Linked DNA regions of Homo sapiens: regions 2 and 3 are each linked to region 1. The links are chromatin contacts, found by Hi-C or POLR2A ChIA-PET in ENCODE. All regions are on one chromosome and are shown on one strand. The core of a region is the stretch at or near the end of the contact, and the rest is flanking DNA. Distances in the headings are between cores, read along the strand shown.

The links. A loop is a pair of places that touch in the nucleus more often than their neighbours do. ChIA-PET counts read pairs that join two places held with the same protein, here RNA polymerase II (POLR2A). Pooled maps may share reads with other maps.
Region 2: a loop to region 1 is called in a pooled map, with 5 times the contacts of the local background. The contact joins the enhancer-like site here to the promoter of SDE2 in region 1. A Hi-C loop is called at or near these places in 2 of 50 pooled maps. POLR2A ChIA-PET finds 5 or more read pairs at or near these places in 2 of 52 experiments (AG04450 and Caco-2).
Region 3: a loop to region 1 is called in a map of naive thymus-derived CD4-positive, alpha-beta T cell, with 14 times the contacts of the local background. The contact joins the promoter of AIDA here to the promoter of SDE2 in region 1. A Hi-C loop is called at or near these places in 1 of 168 maps with a recorded cell type or tissue (naive thymus-derived CD4-positive, alpha-beta T cell) and 12 of 50 pooled maps. POLR2A ChIA-PET finds 5 or more read pairs at or near these places in 1 of 52 experiments (GM12878).

What each region holds. Positions count from the first base shown.
Region 1 is chr1:225,997,203-226,001,318 of GRCh38, reverse strand. SDE2 (spliceosome associated SDE2) reads left to right here and starts at 1,976. Exons shown (of 7, transcript NM_152608.4): 1 at 1,976-2,126. The coding sequence starts at 2,007. RefSeq lists enhancers at 1,092-1,141, 1,222-1,321, 1,342-1,491, 2,012-2,121 and a silencer at 1,672-1,951.
Region 2 is chr1:221,706,705-221,710,820 of GRCh38, reverse strand. The region is part of intron 2 of DUSP10 (dual specificity phosphatase 10); the gene reads left to right. Among named protein-coding and RNA genes, the nearest start is that of DUSP10, 33 kb to the left of the region's middle. RefSeq lists an enhancer at 2,703-2,812. Within about 2 kb of position 1,705, at least 16 of the 41 ENCODE cell types and tissues checked have a DNase peak (open chromatin) inside an H3K27ac peak, as active enhancers do.
Region 3 is chr1:222,710,428-222,714,543 of GRCh38, reverse strand. It overlaps AIDA (axin interactor, dorsalization associated), which reads left to right and starts at 2,053. Exons shown (of 10, transcript NM_022831.4): 1 at 2,053-2,336. The coding sequence starts at 2,227. BROX (BRO1 domain and CAAX motif containing) reads right to left here and starts at 1,980. Exons shown (of 13, transcript NM_144695.4): 1 at 1,602-1,980. RefSeq lists enhancers at 783-1,002, 1,371-2,285 and a silencer at 1,953-2,172.

The sequences.
Region 1 (4,116 bases), core at 727-3,226:
GCTATGATTGCGCCACTACACTCCAGCCCAGGTGGCAGAGCGAGTGTCTCAAAAAAGAAAGAAAGAAAGAAAAAAAAGACTAATCATAATAATTCCTCACAAGACACGAAGCATTATCCCGACACAAAAAATGTTTTGGAAACCCAAACTGACCTTTATACAGTTACTTGTAGGATCTCAGACCTTTGAAATGGTCATTTAAAAAAATTATTTATTTATTTGAAATAGTCATTTTTGATCACCAGAAGGAAGAAATCACAAATAAAAAAAGAAGAGGCTTAAGGCTCAGATCTGTAGATTACTTTTTCAGGAACCTGGAGGACAGAGAGCTGGGGAGCAGACTGCAGAGGGACTTGAGGTTTCTGGAGTTTGGACGGCTTACATGTAACCTGGCGACACCTTCACGCCCCAGGGTTGCCATGGCACCACCTTTCCGAAATACTGCTTCCTAGGTACAATATATCTTTTTTTTCTGAAACGGAGACTCTCTCTGTCGCCCAGGCTGGAGTGCGATGGCACGATCTCAGCTCACTGCAACCTCTGCCTCCCGGGTTCAAGCGATTCTCCTGCCTCAGCCTCCTGAATAGCTGGGATTACAGACGCGCACCACCACGCCCGGCTAATTATTGTATTTTTAGTAGAGATGGGGTTTCACCATGTTGGTGAGGCTGGTTTCGAACTCCTGACCTCGAGATCCGCCCGCCTCAGTCTCCCAAAGTGCTGGATTACAGGCATGAGCCACCGCGCCCGGCCAGTACAATCTATCTTTATTATTTTTTTTTTTGTAATTTTTATTTATCTACTGGCATCCCCATGGAGGCCCTTTCTCTCCCCAACTTTCCCTCGTGTGTGAAATAAAGACCACTGAATCTATTAACTTCCCAGGCCTTGAAATTCCATTTTCGCACATACTGCCACCGCTAAACGATTTCTGAATTTTTTGTTGTTACCCCCTCAGCTAGGAGTTCCATTTGCCAAGCATTTTAACAGCAGAGAAGGCAATTCTGTGGGCCGATGCATTTGTGTTTAGCAGGCACAGATATCTCCAAATAACCTTCCTATCTTCACACTGGTGGCTTTTGAATTGTTCAGGGTTTTAGAAATACCATAATCTCATTCTGTTAAATATTAAGGGACTCTTTCGGATTCCCTGAGCCTTAAGGTTACGTTATGCAAATCTGTCCGAGTGTGTTTCCATGGTGCAGAATAAAAGTTATGGTAGGGTTTTTTGAAGCAGCATGACTATAAACGTCACTCCTGTCACTGCCTTTCACAAGAGCCCACTTGCTGTGAAATATTTTGAAAACAGAGCTGAAGTGGAGATAACGCAGTGCACAAACAGGCGGAAATAAGAATAAACCGTGCGTGGCAGGCAGAAACCCGGAGGTTGGCTGTTTCTGGAGGGGAAGAGAAGGCTCTGTAAAGCTGGAGGAGAAACCACGCCGGCCACTGTTTAGGGGCCTCCTGGGGGTCGTTTCCCTTGCCCCCTCGGGTTGGGGAGCTCCTCTAGGCCAAGGAAGCGGCCCCCTAAAACCGCTTCCGGGACTGCAGCTTCTCTCCCCACACTCTCAAGGAGCAGAGCCTTCTCGGGCCACAATTCTCCGCGACCCAAAAATAACTACACAGATGTGAGGAAAAGGGCCAAAGCCTACAGCACAAGGTGGTTCTCAGTTAAAGCCTTATCGCTTACGGCCAGGAAGCTCGAAACCTAACCCAGCGCCAGCCTTTTATAGCCGGTCCCTCGAGCCCCGCCCTAGCAACTTCTCCTAGCAACGCCTCGCCCCGTGCTCTGCCGCCTTATCTGCCTCCGCCAGGCCTTTCCTGTTCCCCTCCCCCAGCCCGCACCGCCCCGCCGCCCGGCTCACTTGACCCGCCCCAGGGGAGGGGAGGGGTGAACGGAAGCGTGAGGGGCGGGGCGTTGGAAGATGCTCGCGTCATCAAGAGGCGCCGGGCGAGTTGCGGCGCCTGGTGTCTCAGAGAGGCTTGAGGTTCGGGTAGTCGGTGACATGGCGGAGGCCGCGGCGCTGGTGTGGATTCGCGGCCCTGGCTTCGGGTGCAAGGCGGTGCGGTGTGCCTCGGGTCGGTGCACCGTCCGGGATTTTATCCACCGGCACTGCCAAGATCAGGTGAGGATTTCGGTTCCTGTTAGGAAGGAGAAAGAGGCAGACAGGTGGCAGCGCTGGGTGCGGAGTAGGTCTGTCCGGGGCGGGGGTACGTTTATTCTCTGGGGTTTTCACTCGTTGAGGCTGAGAGTTCCTCAGTGTTAAGGTGCTTCGAATTGTTACTGAGACCTTCCTTTGCTTTTCTTTTGTGGTGGTGGTTTTGCCTTCCCACCAAGAGGGAGAAAAAAACTGTTACAGGCACTTAGTCCCGCTCACAGTTACAAATACTTTGTTTCTCTTTCTTTATCCGTAAATATAATGGTCTTCTGGCAGTTGGGCCGGCTGATTTTTAAGGCTCCAGTCTTCACCTTCTTACTATGGTTATGTGACGTGTATTTTGTCCACTCATCACACAGCCTTGTTAGCCCCAGCCTAGAGAAGTATGTCATATCCAAACCCAGGCCAAAGGATGATTGGGAAGGAAAATTGATTCTTCTGGTCAGTCGTTGTGACCAAGCATTCACACGTGTGTCCTGTTGAGGGCCTGGGTTCTTAGGGCCTGTTACGTAGAAGTGTTCACTATTAATTTGATGGTCTCATTTGTCCGTGCATATTTGTGAAAACCTACCAGGGACTTCCAGAGTTACACGTGAGCTTTTACTGAACTTTCAAGTAAGTAAGCTTTTACCAGCTATAAGATATTAAACCTGTTCAGTTGTCAAAAGAATTTAGTGGTTTCCCTGAATCTAATTTTAATGTTGGCACTTGATCTAGAACTCTGTTCTTTCCGCACCTCATCCGTGCTTTCCTCGGCTATTTCCTCTGCTTACTATTTATAAGCTTAACAAATGTTAACACTGCAGTCTAGACCAAAATTTTAAGAGACTTGGATCGATTCCGTGAAGAAGCAATGTGTGTTTGCAAATAATACGGTTTTTCACTTTCCATGTTTTCCTTCCTGCTCTGTAATCCAGTCTAAAAACTGTAAGCACAACTGTTTTTGACCATGAAAATAATTGCATTCTAATTCCTTTGAAAATAATTCTTATTTCATGAGTACAGTGTTCTTTTCTCCCCCTCCCCCACCCCCGACGGAGTTTGACTCCCGTTGCCCGGGCTGGAGTGCAATGGCGTGATCTCGGCCCACTGCAACCTCCGCCTCGCTGAGTTCAAGCGGTTCTCCTGCCTCAGCCTCCCAAATAGCTGGGATTGCAGTCGCCCGCCACCATGCCTGGCTAATTTTTGTATTTTTAGTAGAGACGGGGTTTCACCACGTTGGCCAGGTCTTGAACTCCTGACCTCGGGTGATCCGCCCACCTCAGCCTCACAAAGTGCTGGGATTACAGGCTTGAGCCACTCCTCCCGGCCTATGAGTACAGTTTTCAAACTTGCTGACAATTGATCCAAAGTGAAACCAGAAAAAATAGGATCTTAATCATGAGGTATGTTGGAAAAAAGAATTTTTAAATCGGAAGCAAGAAATATAGGCCAGGCGTGGTGGCTCACGCCTGTAATTCCAACACTTAGGGAGGTCGAGGCGGGCAGATCACCTGAGGTCAGAAGTTCGAGACCAGCTTGGCAACATGGTGAAACCCCATCTCTCCTAAAAATACACAAAAATTAGCCAGGCGTGGCGGCAGACGCCTGTAATCCCAGCTACCCAGGAGGCTGAAGCAGAAGAATCATTTGAACCTGAGAGGTGGAGGTTGCAGTGAGCCGAGATTGAGCCATTGCACTCCAAACTGGGTGACAGAGCAAGACTCGGTCTGAAAAAGTATATATAAAGAAATATAAATGAGTGGATTCAGTCAGAAACTTAAGGAACATGACCATAGCAAATATGAATAGAAACACAAAAGAATATTAGTTGAGATACTGGAACAAGTAAGAATAGCTCAAGTTCACACCTATGTTTTTAAAAACAAAACTATTCTGAGACATGATGAAGTTAGTGTTAACTCCCACTGAGAAAATAAAAATCTGCCCTGCTTTTCATCAGGCTGGGATAACAGAC
Region 2 (4,116 bases), core at 456-2,955, 4.3 Mb after region 1:
GGGAAGAACAGTTTTATTTTCAAAATCCAATTCTGTGGAAAAACCAGAAATGCAAAGACAGTGTTTGTTAGGAAAGCTAGGACCAACAAAGTGAAATCAGATATATTTGTTTAGGAAAAATAGGGAGCTGTTGCTTTCTTTATGTTAAAAGTATGTTTTGCAAACTTTAAAACTGCTCGGATACCTTGGTTCCTAATTCTTTTTTGTTAAATAAAATTTTAAAAGTAAAAACTCAGGAACATTAGTTTACTTATATAGAGTCTTTATATTAAGCAGATTTTTTTTTTTTTAGATCTTTAAAATGGTAGTTTCCCAAAGTGATGAAAAGAAAAAGCACTTACAATGTGCTGGACATTGTTTTAAGGTACTTTATTAACCACTTTAATCATTACAACAGTACAGTGAGGTAGGTACTATTGTTATCCCTGTTTTGTATACAGGGAAACTGAGGAACAGACAGGTGAGAAACCTGCCCAGGGTCTCATAGCTAGTGTTTGGCTGTGCTGGGGATTCAAACCCAAGAAGTCCAGCCTCAATACTCCTTCTCTGAATCACTGCACTGCACTTAGGGCTCTCATGGACTATGCGTGTGCATAGATCTGTTGGAATTTAGAACAAAGGTGATGATATTGGGGGTAATAAGACATTATTTATCGAATACCTGGTCGTGTATCAAAACCTTTACATAGGCTTCCTGAACTATGACCCTGATGGGTAGATGATATTACATCCACTTAATAGATTGGTAAACTGAGGCTTAATGAGGGAACCTGACTTGCACAGGGTCTCACAGCTGCTAGGAGGCAGAATCATAACTGCAGCTAGGTGTGGTTTGTCTCTGACCTTTGCTCTTAACCTCCATGCTACACTGCTCCTGCTTTGTTTGTTAATTATCATGTTCTAATATTCTTAAATAGTAATAAACATAACATCATCAGGGTTCCTCATTAAGTGATCAGTCACTTTGGCCTCTGGTGATACTTGATGGGGTAGGGTCGGAGGAAAGTAACTGGAAAAGAAAAACCAGATTAGCTTTACTCTTCCCCCTCCCCTCCAGATTTCAATTTCAACCCTTCCCCAAGAGAAGAAAACAATCCTTCCTGCAGACTTCTCTGGAAAAAGCCACCACTGTGAGCTTCCACTCGTTGTTTTTTACTTTAAGCACCGTCCACAGAGAGAGTTTTTAACTGCAGTACAGAGCTGTGCATAAGCCTTATGGAAAACTGATGCCCAAGTTGATTAGCAGAGTGGCAGTTGAACAGGAGACTATTTCTTCAGACCCCTCAAGGAGAATTTCCTTGTTTACCTTATATGTTTAAATTGTAATATCTCCTTTTCTCTCCACCCCCACCCCTCCCACCTCCAAATATTATAAGAACAGAGTTCCTACATGGCTTAAACATACAATGCACCCATACTTTTGCACATAAGCATGCTCTGTGATTTGGAGCATTCTGTGTGTCTGTCTCAAATTCCCTCCTCCCCCCACTCCGCCACGGGTTTTTTTCCCCCCATTAGGCAAATGGAAGGCCCATGCCACCTGTTAGCATTACATCATTGGCTCCCCAGAACACAGTTGCACCAAAGGCCTTAAACAAAGTAGTTCTTCTTGTATTGTTTGCACTCAAAGAGCTGATATCATGCCAACTGATGTCATTGTATGTCTTTGTGTAACTGCTATGGCAACTGGGCAGGTGGGGAGCCTCCAGCTGATGTCATTGAGAAAGGAGGTGTAGAGGCAGAATTTTAAAAAGCTGGACGCTGCTTTTTTCTGTGTGTGGGGTTTTCTAGCATGTGTTGGTTTTTTTTTTTTTTTTTAAACTAGCTGCTTTTAAGACAAATTACAGCTTGAGTACCCTAAATAAGAACAGAGAGGTTTTTCCCCTGCTTTTAGAGCCTTCTTTTGAATTTGTTTTATTGTTCTTCCCTCTCATCTTATATGGAAAAATGTAACAACTGCCTTTTTTGAAGAAAAAAGTGAATTAGGTTCCCATCACAGAATCTGTGTGGAATTTGGGTTTTTGTGGAGGCGAAGCTGAGCAGATTTTAACTCTTCAGAATCCCTTTTGTGGAGGCTGTGATGATGACAATGGGTAGTTTTTATCTTATTTATTTTTTAAGTCTTCACTGGTGAAGTTATTTTCCATATTTTCTTTCTTCTACTTCAGAATTATCTCTTCAGGTTCAAACTTTATTGTCATAATTGCCTAGCAGAATAAACTATCATATGTAAGGGCAGAGGTTAATTCTAGAAATCAACTGAAATTCGTATATAGCTCTTGTTTTTCTTTTCAAAAAGCTAGGGTAGGTTTTGACTTCTTACTTTCAATGAGTAAAGTGAACATAATATTGCCCTTTGAGTTTTCTTTGGATCATAACCATACCTTAAGGAAAATATGATTTCTCTCTTTTACACAGCCAGCTCCGGGTCCATTGGTTGTGAAAAGTCATGAGACTCGGTCTAGGTTATGGTCTGGAGTTTCCCGCTGTGGTTTGTCAAAGATGAGACTTGAAATGGAGAAGAACATATGCCAGGCTCAGAGGCTAGTGGACAGATAGACTTCCTGTCCTTATTGCAACATAACCGTCTCTTGTTCATGCTTTGGGTTTTCTGCCTTATCTCCTGGAACTATCAAGACAGCCACAAGCCATCTGTCTTTGAGGGTAGATGTTGTGTTCTGGTGGCTTTCAGCTAATAGGACTTTTCCACTTCCCCCTCTTTTCAAAGGGAAAGCCAGAGTGTATCTAGTTCTGTTTGAGTAGGGTTAGAGCTCAGTTGGCACTAATAATGTCAATCCAGATTTTATAGCACTTACATGTATATTATTATAATTTGAGCTTTGTAATAATCCTTTGGGTTTATCTGTGCATGCCATTGTGTGTAAAAATATTAGCAGAAAATTTAAACAATAAACTATGATCCGTAAATTCCCTAATTTAAACAATTGTTCGTTTTTTGTACAGTTCTTCAGCTTTTGGTCAATGTTTTTTACTTAGCTTTTAAAAAATTTAATATTAAACCAAAATGTTTTATTTATTTTCACATCCTTTTTGCAACTACTCTTTTAAAGGCTACATAATACTCCGTGGAATGAATGTAATAACTTTTTTTCTTTTATTTTTGTGTTTTACTTGGCCTTTTTAAAATATATATAAAACAGATAACATTGTAGTGAACATCTCCATATATCTAGCTAACTATCTTTGGTTAGATGATTTCCCTAAGATCCATTCCCAAAAGTGAGATTGCACTTGTTCAGGGGAAGGTTTGCATTTTAAAAATGGAGAAATAAGCACAGTTTATAAGCTTTTTATACTAGACCCATAACTCGTGGGAGGCAGAGCAGAGCCGTAAGCTCAAAAGCATGCATTCACACATCCAAAAGAGGTTTCTTGATGGGTTTATGTGCCCACAAGCCTTGGAAAGTCGAGGAGTAAGCAACCGCGCTGCTCTCACATTCTGTTCTACTGAAAGTCAGGGTTGATAAATGTCAGGGCCCTACGTGGAGAATATCAAAAAAGATTATAAGAGCAGTCCTTCACACCCCACCCTGGCTTGTCTTTTCCAAGTACTTCTCTGCTGATTTCACCTGTGGGCAATCATATAAATAATATAAATTAAAATAGTGAATGCCTGCTGAGTTCTACTGTGTGCCAGGAGATGTGCTAAGTATTTTACACGTATTCATTTATCTCAGGCTCACAATTGCACTCAAAGGGAGACACCATCACCCTCAGTTTACAGATGGTGGAACTGAAGCACAGAGATAAATGAACTTAAGTAATAGTGTCAGGAAATGATGGTACCCAGATTATAATCAAGATAACCTGTCTCTTCCAATGTTCCTGCTTGTAACCACTCTGCTGTATTGGGAGCAAACTTGTCCCTCTGGGTGAGGTGAGCTATGAAGGGTGCAAGACATGCTCCTGTGGTGCTGAGATTCCACCCGAGGAGGTCATCTGTGCCTTTCTTGGCTCCCAAAGCACAGGGTTCTATGTAGGCCACTGAGCATATGGCTCTTTGAGGCAGGTCACATTTGCAGCTGAGGAAGATTGCCTGATGCCGCGTGGAACTCTTGCTAGGGGAACATGCCCTCATTTGTAGAAAGAGCACAT
Region 3 (4,116 bases), core at 804-3,303, 3.3 Mb after region 1:
CAACTTAAAAAAAAAATTAAGTTCCATGCCTTCTACTTAAAAAAAAAAAAACGCGCGGTGGCTCACGCCTGTAATCCCAGCACTTTGGGAGGCCGAGGCGGGCAGATCACAAGGTCAGGAGATCGAGACCATCCTGGCTAACACGGTGACTCTACTAAAAGTACAAAAAAAAAATTAGCCGGGCATGGTGGCGGTCGCCTGTAGTCCCAGCTACTTGGGAGGCTGAGGCAGGAGAACCCAGGAGGCGGAGCTTGCAGTGAGCCGAGATGGCACCACTGCACTCCAGCCTGGGCGACAGAGGGAGACTCCGTCTCAAAAAAAAAAAAAAAAAAAAGCAGCATGTCTTGTCTAAATGTCCTTGGGTAGGTAGTGCAGCAGATAATAAGGAGAAAGCCCAGGCGAAGACCTAAACATGGCAATTAGATTCCAGGAAGTAACTGAGAAAAAATTCTGATAAGGTTCATTTAATTTGAAGGCACTAAAAAATTCTGACAATCGACTTTTCCTAGTATTAGAAAATAATGGTGGCTGTACAGTGTATGAAATGCCTACATTAAGTGCTTCCTTTATGCTATTTATTCATGACAAAGCTGGTTTTGAGGAGCACCACATACTTAATGAATAGAGAATACAGTGTGTACCCAACGAAAAACTGAGCAGGTTTATTTAGGACTCAAAACATTTAACGAGTTATTTCAGAAAATATCATCTTCTACACATCTTCCATATAAATTCCGATAGCCTAATACAGCATCTATGTGCCTACAAATAATATCACACTCAGCACTTGAGGCTGCGAAATCTTCCACAAATACTTCTTTTAATGCGGCCTCCTACTTCCTGGATGAAAATGTCTGAAGTTTTGCGAATCTTTACTTCAGGAAAGAAGAGGGTTTCTGCCCCTGCCCCATCTTCTCCCCTTCTGCGACCCGGCGGTCTTCAGTTTTCGGGAGTTCCTAGGGTGGGATAGAAGAACGACACACCCACCCGCAGGGACAAGGGTGCCTTTAGAGCCACCAATACAACATTCGGATCGAAGCTGTAAGCTAACACACTTCCACAAGAGGACTCCCGCTCCTAACAAGGGACCCCCACCCCGGAAGCCCCGAGTCCCCAGAGGAACCTACCTGAGCGCCGCCCCCGAGCTCTGAGCGCCCACTTCCTGTTTACCACCCAGCCTCTTCCTCCCGTGCCCAGTCCCGTTCGAGGCAGCGGGCGGCGACCGTGCGCACGCGCCAACACTTGAGTTCCCCTCTTTCCAAACAGGCATTTTTGTGGAAAGCCGATACTGTCAACCCGGGAGAGGTGGCCAGACAACGGCCGAACGAACCCCAGTTTAGCTTGTATTATAAGCTCTCCAATGACCAATGGAGATGCGGGGCAAGGGGATTCAGCGGATCTAGCTGTTAATGCCACTGATTTGTGGTGACCAATATGGATTTTCTTTCTGTCGTTTGTTTCAAGGCACTAGAAGGAGACTTTTGGTCCACTGTCCAGGGGTCTATGGAGACTAATGTAAAAGGGGGTGATCCTATTGCTTGAGACTCCGGGGAAGTAGCGGGGGATATTACTGAGAAACACCCATCCTCTGACATACTTACCAAATTTCTCAGAGTCGGTTCAGCAGTTCTTCTAAGGGAAGAAGGGCAATATATCGGAGTCCACAAGCGAGAAAAAGAGGGAGTCGGAGAACCGAGACTACAGAACCAGGGTGACGGAAAACCAGGACGGCGCCAAGCCGGAGTCACGTGACCCGGCGGCCATGATAGCTACCGAGGCGGTAGTGCGCGCAGCTCAGGGGCGGGTATTGCCGCGGCGTTGCAGTCCCCTCAAAACGCTTCGTTCATCATCCCTTTCTAACTTCTCCCTCGGCCTTCCTTTTGAGCTATGGTCTTTTTCCCAGACAGGAAGAGAAGAGTTGCCCCTACCTCCGGAGCCGAGGGAGAATGCCGCAATAGCGATGGCGGCCCTCGGCGCAGTGGGGCGGCCTCAACCTAACCCGGGGCGGGGCCTCGGGGGCGGGGTCTCGGCGGGGCGGTCGCTTTGGAGCCGCAAAGTTTGGCTGTGGCGGCAAATGGGCTTGGGCGGCTCCTCGGCGGGTGGCGGTGGTGGCCGTAGCGGTTCCTCCTGGCCCTGTTAATGTCGGGGCCAGGCCGGGGGAGGATGGCGCCCTAGAACCCGGCCTTGCTGGGGTAGGGGCGGGAGGGGACGGGGTGGGGACCGGCCATGTCGGAGGTGACCCGGAGTCTGCTGCAGCGCTGGGGCGCCAGTTTTAGGAGAGGCGCCGACTTCGACTCTTGGGGCCAGCTGGTGGAGGCGATAGACGAGTATCAGATGTGAGTGACTAACCGCGGGAGCAGGCCAGACCGGCTCCAGTCGTGCGCCTCTCCCTTGTTTCTGTCGGTGTCTCTCATCACCGTATCTGCAGCCAAGGCTTCTCAGGGTGGGGCTCCGCAGGCACTGGGGCTGAGATCCCTCGCCACCAGCCCCAGCGAGGCTGCTCTAGGGACAACGGCTCCGCTCTCTGGGGTGACTCGCCTTCTTCCCTCTCCGCCTCCGCAGGGACAGTTCCATTCAACAGGTAGCCCTTCTTTCCTGGGGCGCAGGCCCCAGCAGGCTATCTGCTTAGTTCCTTTCCACCGTCTCGCGGGTCCCCCACTTGGCAGTCAGTTTCCTTTCCTCCTCCTCTCCCAGGTTGCTTTTCCTCGATTTCCTTTTGAAATTCTCTGAGGAATACTTGTGTGTTCTCCGCCCACGTTCCAAGGATGAGTGGCCTTGCTCTGTGTGTGTCTTCCTTCTTCCATGCGTAGGAAAGGAGGGAACTGTTTGCGATTGAGGGGATGGGGGGGAGCCCAGGAAGCAACGAGGGCCAGGGATACCTCTTCTGCCAAAAGAAGGGTCTCCTCTCGCGCTCCTTCTCCACCCCTCTTTCTGGTGAGCCGTGTTTTCAGAATTCCACCTCGATTTCGTTTCGGTTTCTGGGACTGTTATTTGGTAGGCTGTGAGTCCCACCCACCCCCTCGCTCGGTTGCCTTGGGTGGAGTCCGCGCAGGATGTGAACCGAAGAGAGCAAAATGTGAATTAATGGACCACGCACAGGAGCTCCACGCCCTCCTTGGATCCCTCCTCCTTTTCCTGTATATAATGTATAGCCGCAGGGTACAAGTGAGTACCAGTTTCCTTGAGCAACCTAAGACCAATTTCTTGCCCTTTCTGGTTTCCACAGAAAACTTCAGGGTTGTCTTAAAAAATAAAAGACAAGATTTATATACACATAAAACCTTGCTTAGGTTTTTGCACATTTTACTGAACTTAAGAACTGTCTGCCAAAATGCTATTGTTTGCAAACTCGCCATTAATTATTCTCTGTTTAAAGCAAGTTATTGTTTGAGATTTCACTGAGTATGAAACCACGTATGAGTAGAATACCCCCGGCCTCCCCCACCCCCCATCCGCCCCCGACACACAACGATTTCTGGCAAGAATATACGCTTGGTACTTGGAAGATCTAAACTCTTATCGTCTCCCCGCAATAGTTATTTGTTTTTATCTATTAAGATAATTTAAATGTGTAGGTACTGACTTTGAATCGCCTGTAGCTTCAAAAAGCTCTGACAAAAACCCGTGCTCTGAGCCATTTTGCGATGTGTAACAACTACTAGCATTTGTTTTGCACTTTCACATGATTTCATTTGCTCTTGCAATAACCCAGTGAGAATATAATTATTCTCATTTTACGAAATGAGGAAAACTGAAGCTCAGGTTAAACAGATTACTCAGGTCACAAGCTGATACCACTGAAATCTGGGATTTAAAAAAGAAAATCCAAATCCTGTCTCTACTACAGAGTGCTTAAGATGTACTGAGAGAGTAATTCTGTAAGTGAATTAGACAAATGATAAGATTTTCTTTATTACTGGAGAACACACCCTTCCATACTGTAGCCAATTAGTAAGCACCTATGTATACCCATTCTGTATATTAACTAATATTGCATAGTTTGAAATAGAAAGCCATCTCTTACTTGTGAGGTGGTGAGACCTAGCAGCTGTTGACACTGGGCAGCCGACTTCACAATGGAAAGTGAAGAATACCATGTCCAATTGAAATTACAAA